Linked DNA regions of Homo sapiens: region 2 is linked to region 1. Evidence: read pairs that join two places in POLR2A ChIA-PET (ENCODE). Cell type or tissue: Caco-2. All regions are shown on one strand. Each heading gives the region's core, and the rest is flanking DNA. Links, peaks and the distances in the headings are about the cores only.

What was found. Peaks named below come from ENCODE experiments on the same cell type or tissue, not always from the same donor. Only the 100,000 strongest peaks of a DNase experiment are listed, where the experiment ranks them.
Region 2: POLR2A ChIA-PET joins it to region 1 with 5 read pairs; 2 of 35 experiments call an interaction of 5 or more read pairs at or near these places.

What each region holds. Positions count from the first base shown.
Region 1 is chr1:183,099,988-183,104,987 of GRCh38, reverse strand. LAMC1 (laminin subunit gamma 1) reads right to left here. Exons shown (of 28, transcript NM_002293.4): 2 at 1,356-1,660. Among named protein-coding and RNA genes, the nearest start is that of LAMC1-AS1, 39 kb to the left of the region's middle. In Caco-2, for the core only: no CTCF peak of the experiment used is centred there; DNase peaks (open chromatin) are centred at 2,967, 3,697 and 4,459.
Region 2 is chr1:182,828,658-182,834,998 of GRCh38, reverse strand. It overlaps NPL (N-acetylneuraminate pyruvate lyase), which reads right to left. Exons shown (of 13, transcript NM_030769.3): 13 at 4,615-6,275. The coding sequence ends at 6,091. DHX9-AS1 (DHX9 antisense RNA 1) reads left to right here. Exons shown (of 2, transcript NR_148933.1): 2 at 1-1,327. Among named protein-coding and RNA genes, the nearest start is that of DHX9, 7.5 kb to the left of the region's middle. RefSeq lists an enhancer at 5,277-5,426. In Caco-2, for the core only: no CTCF peak of the experiment used is centred there; no DNase peak of the experiment used is centred there.

The DNA of each region.
Region 1 (5,000 bases), core at 1-5,000:
ATCCACCTGCCTCCGCCTCCCAAAGTGCTGGTATTACAGCCATGAGCCACTGCGCCTGGCCCTGCTTTTTCATCTATCAAAATCAGCTATTCTCTCGGCCATTTATTTTGAACACAACTTATCTCCATTGCAAGAAACACTTTTTTGCAAGGTGTTGGCAAGCACACTCATTGCTCACCATAACCTCAGAGTTTACCAACAGCTTTCACATTCATGCTTTCCCAGCAACTTACAGAAATACAATGGAAGGGGGGCAACTGAACCCACAGAAAAATATATTCTTATCTTTTGTCACTGTCCAAAACCATACAATTAGAAAGAGAGTCCCTGAACATAATAACGGTGAGAAAGAATAAGAAGATCCAAATTAGAAACCCTAGAAAAATGGGGTATTTCCTATTTAGAAATCACAATAGCTTTTCATATAATGTACACAGCATTTGAAAACCCATTATCAGACTTTCTTGTTTCAGTCAACTGACAAAGGCTATCCCCATGTGGTTGTTGACTTCAGCCACATGCAGCAGCATCTCCAATTCTGTGTTAAAGTGCTGAGTACAGCATGAGGCTCACCAGCTTTTCCATAATCAAATAGCCAGGACATATGAAAAGTTCACAGAAATATGAGCAACATAGAAGAATTCCGTATTATGGTGTATAAGGAATATGCATGTAGAATTCAGGAGAAAAAAGAAATCCTTCTCAAACAGGGAAAGGTTTCTATCACAATGTTTAAGTACAGTGCTATGGGTACCTAAATTAATATCCTGTTACTAACATCCATATCCTGTTACTAACATCATCCATTTTAGGTGATGAGGAGTTTCTTTAATGATCAGCAATCGTGCCAGACAAATCTAATCAAAATTTTCTTGTGTAAAAATGAAAGAAGATGGCATTCTTAAATATCTTGCTTCAACGGTTCCCCTTTGCTAATTTTAAAAAATACATTTTATTTTGTCAAATCAAAAAATAGGCAAGAAAAGATCCAAGAAATCTGGGTAATTAGGTCAAATGTTCTCTTCAAAAGGTCAGAAGGAAAATGTTTCCACCTCAGGTACAGAGACTAACGTTAAAATTGTTTGACTTTTTAAAAAATGTGTAAAGTTTACATCCCAGAATAGATCTGCAAGTGCATAAGAACAAACATCAACCAGGCAGCAGGAACAAAACTACTTTCCTTCACTTATTAATAGTACACAGAGAGCAGAATCAAGCTCTCTGTCTGTGTTGCTCAAGTATTCTACTCTGACCCCGTACCTCAGAAGTGGGACCACAAGCCCCACTACAATAATCTTCCCACACCTCGCATGTTGTAGAACTAGCTGGCTTCAGGCCAACCTGTGAGAATTTACCTGCAGCACAGGGCTATTGTCAAAGTTATAGGCGCTGGGCCTTCCTTCCAGGGTAGAAAAGGCCACGTTGCCCCCAGTGAGGGGAGAAATGTCACTGAATTCATCAGTACACAAGGCCTGCTGCTCGTCCCCTCCTGTCCTGATGAAGCCGCGGTTTGCCTTGGAGTAGGTGTTCTCACAGGAACCACTGTAGTACTGGTAAGGAATCCAGGGCCCGTCTTCCCGTGTGCGCTTGTAAATGGCAAAGCTCTCCGGGCGGCTGGTGTGGAACTTGAGACGCACATAGGTGATGTCAAAAGCTTTTCCTGTGGGACAAACACATCAAAGGTCATAAATCATACGTATGAAGCAAACAAATGCCCTCTATTCCCAGCTTAGTTTGGAACTTGACAAAGGATATAAATCTCCTTGTACACATCAAACCAAGAAGACAGGCTATTCTAAAACAGAAAACTACGTATTTTCCCCCAAAATGACAAACTGCAGTTGGGTCCATAAGTTGGCTCATAAAGGCCTGTCGTGATGTGCATTGTGGAAATGTTGTGTGCAATGAAAACTGGCGGCGTATGTTAGTACTGTACTTATACTATTAATTAAAACTAAAGTTGAATAAAAAGTACGTTTATTCTTAATGCTGGTACTTCAGCAAAAGCTTAATTAAAAGATACAAAAGCAAATATATGCTAACTTTCTAAATGGGTCTCCAGGCCCTTTAAGACTTTAAAAAAACCTCATTCTCTATTAACTGTAACGTTACTCTTGACGCAGAAAGAATATCATCAGCTCTATTCTTCTACTTATCTACCAAGTTAAGATACAGACATTTGAAGAAGGGAGGACAGTGTTTGAGAGATGTAGCAGGGAGTAGAATAAGAAAGAGGAAAAAAAATTCCTTCAGTGGATGAACAATGAAATGGGGGAAAAAAGACAAAGGGAGAAAGGAGGTTTAAAAAGGTTGTTTCAATATGTTCAAAAGAGAATATATGAGAAATGAGCTCTGAGCAGAGAGGAAAAGACAGCAGTCACTGGGGCAGACAGTTCCCTGCAAAAGCCAGAGTGTGGTCTTATGGTCAGGATGGCTTGGTTGCCAGCCAGTGTGTCTTCACATGGGTAAAATATAAAATCACCATTCATTCACACATTGGGTCTTGCTAACTCTAACAATATCTATACTTTGCTACTTCTATGTTATAGTGAAGATCCCAGTTTGGTCAACAAGAATTTGTTGGGCACAAATCTATGCTCAGCTCTATGCTATATACATCAGGGGACAGAATGTGTGAAGACACAGAGATCCCTGTATTCAAGGAGCTTACAGTTTTTTCTCCCTAAGCCAATTAATTCAAGAACCATCCCAACCCTCTCCTACAAAACCCACAGAACAGCAACTTCTGTGCTCTCAGAAGTGTTGAGGAGAGACTTCTGCCACTTTCACTTCCTCGTACCCACTAGTCCCTGAGAGACAAGGAGCGATTCCTCATGTGTGGCCTGGACCCCGCTTTGTCTCTCTCTGGCTGCCGGCTGGAGTCCCCCTCTCTCCTCTCCTGCACTCAGTGCAACACAGTGGGGCTCTGCCTCTGTGTGGGGTGGGGCCTGCCGCTGTCCTGCTGCTGGATCTGGGAGTAAGTGGGTGAGGTCAATTCAGGGAGGAAAAGAGCAGAAAGCCCATGCGAGCTATGTGTCCAGGCCACATTCTTCAACTGAGCGTTCTCTATAATAAAACTGACAGGATGAGCAATATCCGACTATTTCTCAACTGGCCCAGATCTTAGAGGAGGTTGGATTAACTGTCCCCCACATACATGAAACATACTTGCACACACATTAGCTTCAACATAAAGCCATGTGGCATAACAGAAAGAACACAGGATGGGGCATTTTGAGACCTGAGTTCAGGTCCTGACTCCCTCCTTTACTAACCATATGATTTCTGCTCTGCCATTTTCTCTTTGTAAAAATGAAGACAATCCCTGCCCCACCGACTTCAAGAGTTGTTGGAAGGTCAAACTAAGATCTACACATACTTGACTAATTGTAAAATTCTATACAAATATAAGGCATTACCACAATAGGGTTTATAAAGAAAATCCCTGAACTGGGATTCTGAATACGTTCACATAAAAGGACCTGACTGTTCCTGGTACAGTTACTAAAGGATACTATACAAACATGAATATTCTATCTAGGATGCAGTGCATTTTGCCTAGACACAAGTCACACAAATACAGTTTACACACTTTCTGTTAAAAGAATGCAAGTTTTACCTGTATCTCTTTGTTGCGTCAAAAATGTCAAGACATCACCTTTGAATGAGGGCGAGGTTATAGTACAGTATCTGTGGCATTCCAGAGACTCACTATCTAAGACATTACAGAATGGTTAAACAATGTAATTTTACTCATGAGTAGGTGGCCTCGACTGTTCAAAGGCTTGCTCACTAGTCTGTAGATTATAGATTATCCTTCTTTCTCTATTTTCTCTCTATCCTTCTGATATCTCATTGTTCTTTAGCAACCCAACGGCAGCAGACTGGGCCAAAGGAGAGAAGGTAAAATCAATCAAGGCATCCTGTGTTCCAATCAACATCTGTACTACAAAGCCACCCTCTGAAAGAACCAGGCATATGTCTCTTGCTGCAGCCACAGACACAGAGCCACAAGTAGCAAAATGTCCAGAAAGCAATTATGCTAGCATTAAACTCTGATGCAGTCTACTTGCAGGTGCTGGCCTGGCCTTGCTGGCACTGAGCTTCATTTGCAGGGCTACCTTTCTTATGCCAATCTACAGCCACAGCTGGAAATGAGGGAGCTCTGTGGCAGTCTGTATGGAGGCTCACACACCTCCATGACAAGAGAGTCACGTGCACCACCCTCAGAGTTGCAGTCAACCCAACGGCGCATACAGACAACTGCAATTTACAACTCATCATGAGATGACTCCATGACAGGGGAAGTACATCATGTTTGGAAAGCATGGAGAAGATCATCTAACCCAGATTTATGAGTTCAAGAAATGCTTCCTAGAGGAAGTGGCATCTAAATCCAAGACATGAGGAATGCTTAGAATGAGCTAAGCAAACAGGGACCCATCATCCAGGCACATGAAATGGCATGTATGAAAGCCCAGAGAACACAGAGGAGTGATCACCATAGGAATTAGAGTTGTCTAGGGTAGCTAGAACTACAGAAGTGGCTGGAGATGAGGCAAACAAGAAGCAGAGCACACCAGGCTACGGTCATGTTTAAGGAGCAACTTCAGCTTAAAGGCAATGGCCAGCCACTGAAGGCATTAAACCAGAAAATACATGATCAGGTTTGATTTTTTAGAAAGATCAGTGTGGAGATTAGGTTGGAAGGGACAGGAACGAAGATGGGGAGGTCAAGATGTGGCAGTAATCCAGGAGAGATGACAGAGGTTGAACTAAGAATGGGAACAGAGGAATGGAGAGAAATGAATGGACCTCAGTGAGGTGTAGGAAGCCGTTTTCAATAGTAACTTAGTAACTGATGTACTACAAAGGCGATAGGGAGCTGCTTTTGAAAGGCTCCTCAACTTGTCGCTGTTAGTACCCTGTTTCATTGTCAAAGCTGCTTTTTCCCATTCCATGAGGTGGAAGGATTAAGAATAACATTCAGTTTTCTAGTT
Region 2 (6,341 bases), core at 1,342-6,341, 270 kb after region 1:
TCTAGAATTTGTAATTTCTTATTGGATACTAGAATTACTGTATTTATTTACCTGAACAAATTAATGTTTCCCTCTACAAACTACTTTAGAAAGATTTTCAATAAAGGTAAATGGGATGTAATAATCTATTAAGAAAAAATGACTCAGAGTGGAACCTGTAGCAAAATATAAATTTGCTGTATTTAAGAGTAATTGAAAGCAAAAGATTCCAAAAGCTTGAAAAAAATGGAGATGCCCTAAATAAACTTACCATTGAAAAATAACAGAAAATGTTGAATACAAAAAAAAAAATGTATTGCTGTGCTGCCAAGAAAGAAAATGCTTTAGAGGTAAACATAAATGAAGTGAATGAATGAATCCAGAGAGGCAAGAGAACCCTGACGTAAGCACCTACCCTGAAAGGGTCTGCTGATTTTTAATGAACTTGAGCTTCCTTTTAATAAAAGCTGCATTGGGGCTTACGAGAAAGGAGACAAAAGAGACTGCCCAACATGCAGAGGCTGAGAGGAGACCTACACATAAACCAGAAAGCCTTATATCTTCAGTGAAAAGTGAACAACAATAGCAACAATGAGAAGCCAAACCAACCAGAAGAGGGGTATAATAAGGAAACTTGTCTATCAAAAACTAGATGCTAGGTAGAATAAAAAGACTTACTTCCTCTGATATCCAAAAAAACCTCAAGCCAATTATTTAAAGCGGTTATTAGTCAACAGAGATAAATCACTTAGAAGGATTAAAATTATATTCTCTTTGGTGGAATATTCTTCTATCCAGACCTCAAATAATTCCTATAAAATTCCACTGAACATAAGCTCGAGTTCAAAAAATCATAAAACGGGTGAGGATCTTAAGTACCTCTGATGAGTGGCAGGGTATAAGTGGCTCATGTGGGTGATCCCAACACTTTGGGAGGTTGAAGTGTGGGATCACTTGAAGCCAGGAGTTCAAAACCAACCTGGCCAACATAGTGAGACCCTGTCTCTGTCTCTAAAAAACAAATAAAGTCCAATGAGTTGAGTGCCAGCAGAAAAAGAAAACTGACAGAATTATATATAAATGTTTTAGATACTAGAATTATCTGCTACTGAATAGAAATATACCTTTTCCTCGTTATTATGTTTAATTCACTCCTGAAAACCCTACTGCTAAGTGAAAAGCCACTAAATGAAAATAATATTTTAACTGGAAAATCATGATGCATTCTCTGTAAACCCAAGAAAACTAAACAATTTCAGACCAAAAAAATCAATTTTTCCAGAGACAAGGTTATATCAACAAGTTGAAATAATAAAGACAGTTTATTTACAAACTGTAATGTACTGAAGGCTTGTTGTAAACTTTCTTCTTTCTGTACCAATTTTTCAGTCTTTAGGGGGGCCTATAGTTATTTTACACTCTAAATTTATAGCACTTAAAGTTACAGCACAGAAAAACAGTGTGAGTTTAATGTTCCTATGACTTACAACACCTTACAAGAACTGGCTCCTTTGCAGTCCCTTTAAATTAATCACTTCCTACTCTTTCTCCCTGGTGTCTGAGCTCTGATTCATTGGCTTCTGTTCAGTTTTTCACACTCCAGACTCTCCCATGGCTCAGAACTGTCAAATATGTGGGTCCTACCACCTGGAATGCACCCTCTGCTACTCTTCACCTGACTGGTTTCTTTCCAACATTCTAACTTCAGATTAAGTCTAATGGACCCAGAGAAGCCCCCTCTCACTACCTTGTGGAAATTGGTCCCTCTTCTGCACCTCCATCTCCCACCACTTTCCTCTGGCCATATTGAAGGATCTTGAAAGACATACAGATAGGTACAGTTCTATATAGACAAATGAAAGAGCAAAAGGCAGAATATACTTAGTGTTTTAACTGAATGATTCTGAAGTTCTGCTCAAATTGGGAAGTCAAACCTGATTGAGGTTATTACCTTAGGAAAAGGACAGTACTAATTGGCCAATATTCAGGGGAGTTCAGATAGTAACTGCAACCTGAAGACCAGCTAGGCCTGTGATATGGTTTGGCTGTGTCCCTACCCAAATCTCATCTTGAATTGTAGTTTCCATAATCCCCATGTGCCATGGGAGGGACCTGATGGGAGTTAACTGAATCATGAGGGTGGTTACTCCCATGCTGCTGTTTTCGTGAGAGTGAGTTCTCACGAGAGCCGCTGGTTTTACAAGGGTGCCTTTTGCTCAGCACTTCTCCTTGCTGCCACCATGTGAAGAAGGATGTGTTTGCTTCCCCTTCTTCCATGATTGTAAAGTTTCCTGAGGCCTCCCCAGCCATGCTGAATGGTAAACCTCTTTCCTTTATAAATTACCCAGTCTCAGATACATCTTTATTAGCAGCATGAGAATGAACTAATACAGGCTATGAATATTATTTGCCACTCTAACATGCTTTAAATGTGTCCACTCATTCAAGCTGAGGGTGGATCACTTTGTTTCACCCTAGTCTGAGGATTCTCAAGAATGTAGTATGTGGTCATTATCCCACCTCCTTCTACCTGAGGTAGGATAACCTTAAAATGGTACAAACTGGTCTTGGACTGTAGACCATACTGAGATGCTGATGCACTTGCCCGCTTGTGGGAACCCACTTCCCCATGACCTCAAAGATAACCTTGTTATGTGTGCTTGCTGATAGATGAGAAGGCTTGTCTCTCACACCAAAGGCTGGCATTTGTGACAATTTCTGCGCCTATAGGGCCTAACCCAACATCTGCCTCAAACATGGGATGCTGATATTCATGAAGGGCATTCTAGCAGAATATATCAGAGAAAATATATCAGAAGTGAATGTGTGATTGATGTATAATCTCCTTAGGTGGTCCCTCTGGAATAGAACTTGAACACTCTCTGTAACTTGTCTCCAGATAAAGGTAACACATCCTGCTGGATATAGTTCTCTATGTATTTTGTTGAATCCATTCCATTATATTTATTAATTGTGTGATTAAGACTTAAGAAAATGCTTTAGGGTTTTCCTTCTAGTTGTGTAACTTAACATGCTAAAATGTATTATGTATCAAACAATTTCCTAAGAGTCACCAAGGGGAGACTCTTAGGAGAAACTACGATTTGGGTTTTTTTGTCCACCCAGATAGCCATTTCTCAGCCCCAGAAACAAAGTGTGAGGTAGTGCTCTGCCTCTACCTGGGGCTTAGCTCTGCTATTTGCATAATTTTGGTTCCAAGTTTCCCTCTTACTTCCACTGGAGGAAACTGAGGGTTGAGTCAGCATGTGATAAGGAAATGGTTAAATGGCTTGGATGTGTTGTTTCCTCTACTTGATTTGATGGGTTTGTAGATCCCACTCCATTTCCTCTGTATGAAAAAGCCTTGGTGAGCCCAGGTGGGTACCTAAACTTGGGTTGCAGTCACTCTGCAAAGCCCCTCAACCCAGCCTTAGACATCAGCCTCCTAAGAGTTTGGATTTTCCGTGCCCTTCAGGTGATCAGAAAGAAGAAATTTCTCTCAAGTTGTGGCAAATACCCTTTCTAGGAAAGAATATACATTACTCCCACTGCCCCCCAACCCTACTTGCACCTCACCCCCATGGCATTTTCCTACATCTTTCAATAAACCCAAGAGAGATGTTCTATTTTTTTTTGAGACGGAGTCTTGCTCTGTTGCCCAGGCTGGAGTGCAGTGGTGCGATCTCGGCTCACTGCAAGCTCCACTTCCCGGGTTCACGCCATTCTCCTGCCTCAGCCTCCCGGACTACAGGCGCCCGCCACCATGCCCGGTTAATTTTTTGTATTTTTAGTAGAGTCGGGGTTTCACTGTGTTAGCCAGGATGGTCTTGATCTCCTGACCTCATGATCCACCCGCCTAGGCCTCCCAAAGTGCTGGGATTACAGGCGTGAGCCACCGCACCTGGCAAGAGAGATCTTAAGTAAAACCAATTCCTAAAATCACTCCTGTCCCTCCAACCATCCCCAGTGGACTGATCTCAGATTTCTATCTTGAAACAAAGAGGTTGGAAATCAGCTTTTACTACTGTGTTGAATGAAATATTTCACATGCCATTACTGTAGTTTTAATGTTAAAAACAATTTAGGAATAGATTATAAACAAAACGGTAAGTTCATAGTATTCCAAAATTTTACTTAAGTGCACTATTAATAGCCTACTGCTATATGATATTCATTTCTTTTCTCTTCTTTTTTTTTTTTTTTTTTTTTTTTTTGAGACAGAGTCTCGCTCCGTCACCAGGCTAGAGTGCAGTGGTGCGATCTTGGCTCACTGCAACCTCCGCTTCCCGGGCTCAAGCGATTCTCCTGCCTCAGCCTCCTGAGTAGCTGGGACTACAGGCGTGCGCCACTACACCCAGCTAATTTTTGTATTTTTAGTAGAGATGGGTTTCACCATGTTGGTCAGGCTGGTCTCGATCTCGTGACCTCGTGATCTGCCTGCCTCGGCCTCCCAAAGTGCTGGTATTACAGGCATGAGCCACGGCACCCGGCCATGATATTCATTTCTAAGCTACTGGATGTTAACAGAGCTAAACTCAGACCTGGTCATTTTAAAATCATATTTCTCTTTATGTTCACAAAAGCTCACTCACCATCTTAAAAATCCTCTAAGCATTGACTTCACAAAAGCAAAAATAGAAAAATAGTTCTTTGTTTATTGGATACCCAAGAATTAATTTTAGAATTTAAATTTGGCTTTAGTATCAGTAAGTACGGATATCACATCCTCAGAACCAAAAACGAACAACTCATTTTCTTCTTTCAGGAAATTAAAAGCTACAAAGGCAAAAAGAGGGTTGAGGATATATGAATATAACAACTTTTAACTAGCTGACTAATTAAAGAGAGGATTAGCAAAGATAATTGAAGTCTACTTATAATTTCAAATTTCCATTTTGAAAAAGTTTTATTTTTAATTCAAAGAGATTAAAATAAGGAGCAAAACTGATATGAATTTCAAATACTCTTTCTCTGCCAATGATCAAAACAATTAGAGATGAAATGAAAACAAAATCTTAGGTAATTAACAGACTGGATAGTCAAGTTTAAAATCAGTAAGGGTTAACTGTCAATATACTTTGATATCAGAAAGCTTATATCAAGGTTTGTTAGAAGGGAGATTAAACAGTTGTTGATACATTACACAGAAAGAAAAGAGTAAAAGGAGGTATGGAGAGAAAGTTCTGAGTCCTTTGGGTCCTCCCCAAATCTTCTATCACTAAACAAAAGTCACTAGTTGCAAGTGTGACAGGATAATAACATTAGCCCCTGGGCTCACTGCAGAAAGGAAGTCAGCCTTCGATTTCAATAATTCAGGGTCCTGCGGGAGAGACAGTCTTCTCAGTGGAGGAAGGGGAAGTTTGTGGTGCCCAGAGGAAGAGTCCTTTGGTTCTTTGAAACTTTGAGTTTTGAGTTTTCTGTATAGAAAAAAGTGGAGACTTAAATTCATCTTTGGGGAAGACTTTTTCCTTTGTTATGAGAAAGCCGCCCTTTACTTAGTTATAGGAACTGAAACAAGTCCTCACCTGACCCAGTGTTTTTAAAGAGCGAAAAGTGGTGACATCGAAATGAATTCAAAAGCATCCATTCTAGAGTTAGACTGAGCAGCCAAATGAGCTGGTGTATTTTGAGTTGTATACAGTTGAGACATGTTACAGTTTGGTATTAAAGTGCCTGCCTAAATGCAGTAGCTCAGAGTTTTCCTAGATTCCAAATGAATATTTATTAAAATGAAGACATATTATAGTGGTTTAAAATTAGACAACTTTAAAATAGGATTAGGAACCAGAGACCGAGATAATGAGAGCTCCTAAAGACAGATGGAATTAATCAATTACAATTTTCCTCTTGATTCCATTTCATCCATATAAACAGAAATTTCTCCACAAAAAAATCTGTGAAATGAATGACTGAGAGTTGTGACTCCTAGAGTTTTTGCCCCTTCACAAAATAAGACTTTTTAAGGCTCACAAAAGGTACCTCAATGCTTATTGTGAGATTTCATTTGCTAGGAGAGTTTATTCAAGTTCATCTAAAATTCCCTGAGAAAAAAATGCACTATTTAAGGTAGATTATGTCTCAAGGTGCAAACCCTGATTTGATAGAGAGGCACTAGCTACCAGCTTCCAAGTTTCCATCCTTTAAATCAGTGAAAGAAAGGAAATCCAGGCTCTTCAGTTTAGCTTCAGCACTATCAGTAAACTCCCTGGAGGCTTTCTGCAGTGGAAGCCGGGGTGGGCCCATTGGAATCCCAGAGACCAGAGTCATGATGGCTTTGGTCTGTGACACTCCAAAACCTAGACGGGAAAAACAAATGAGGAAACATGACTGGTACCGTCTATCTCTCCACAAAAATCCCAAAG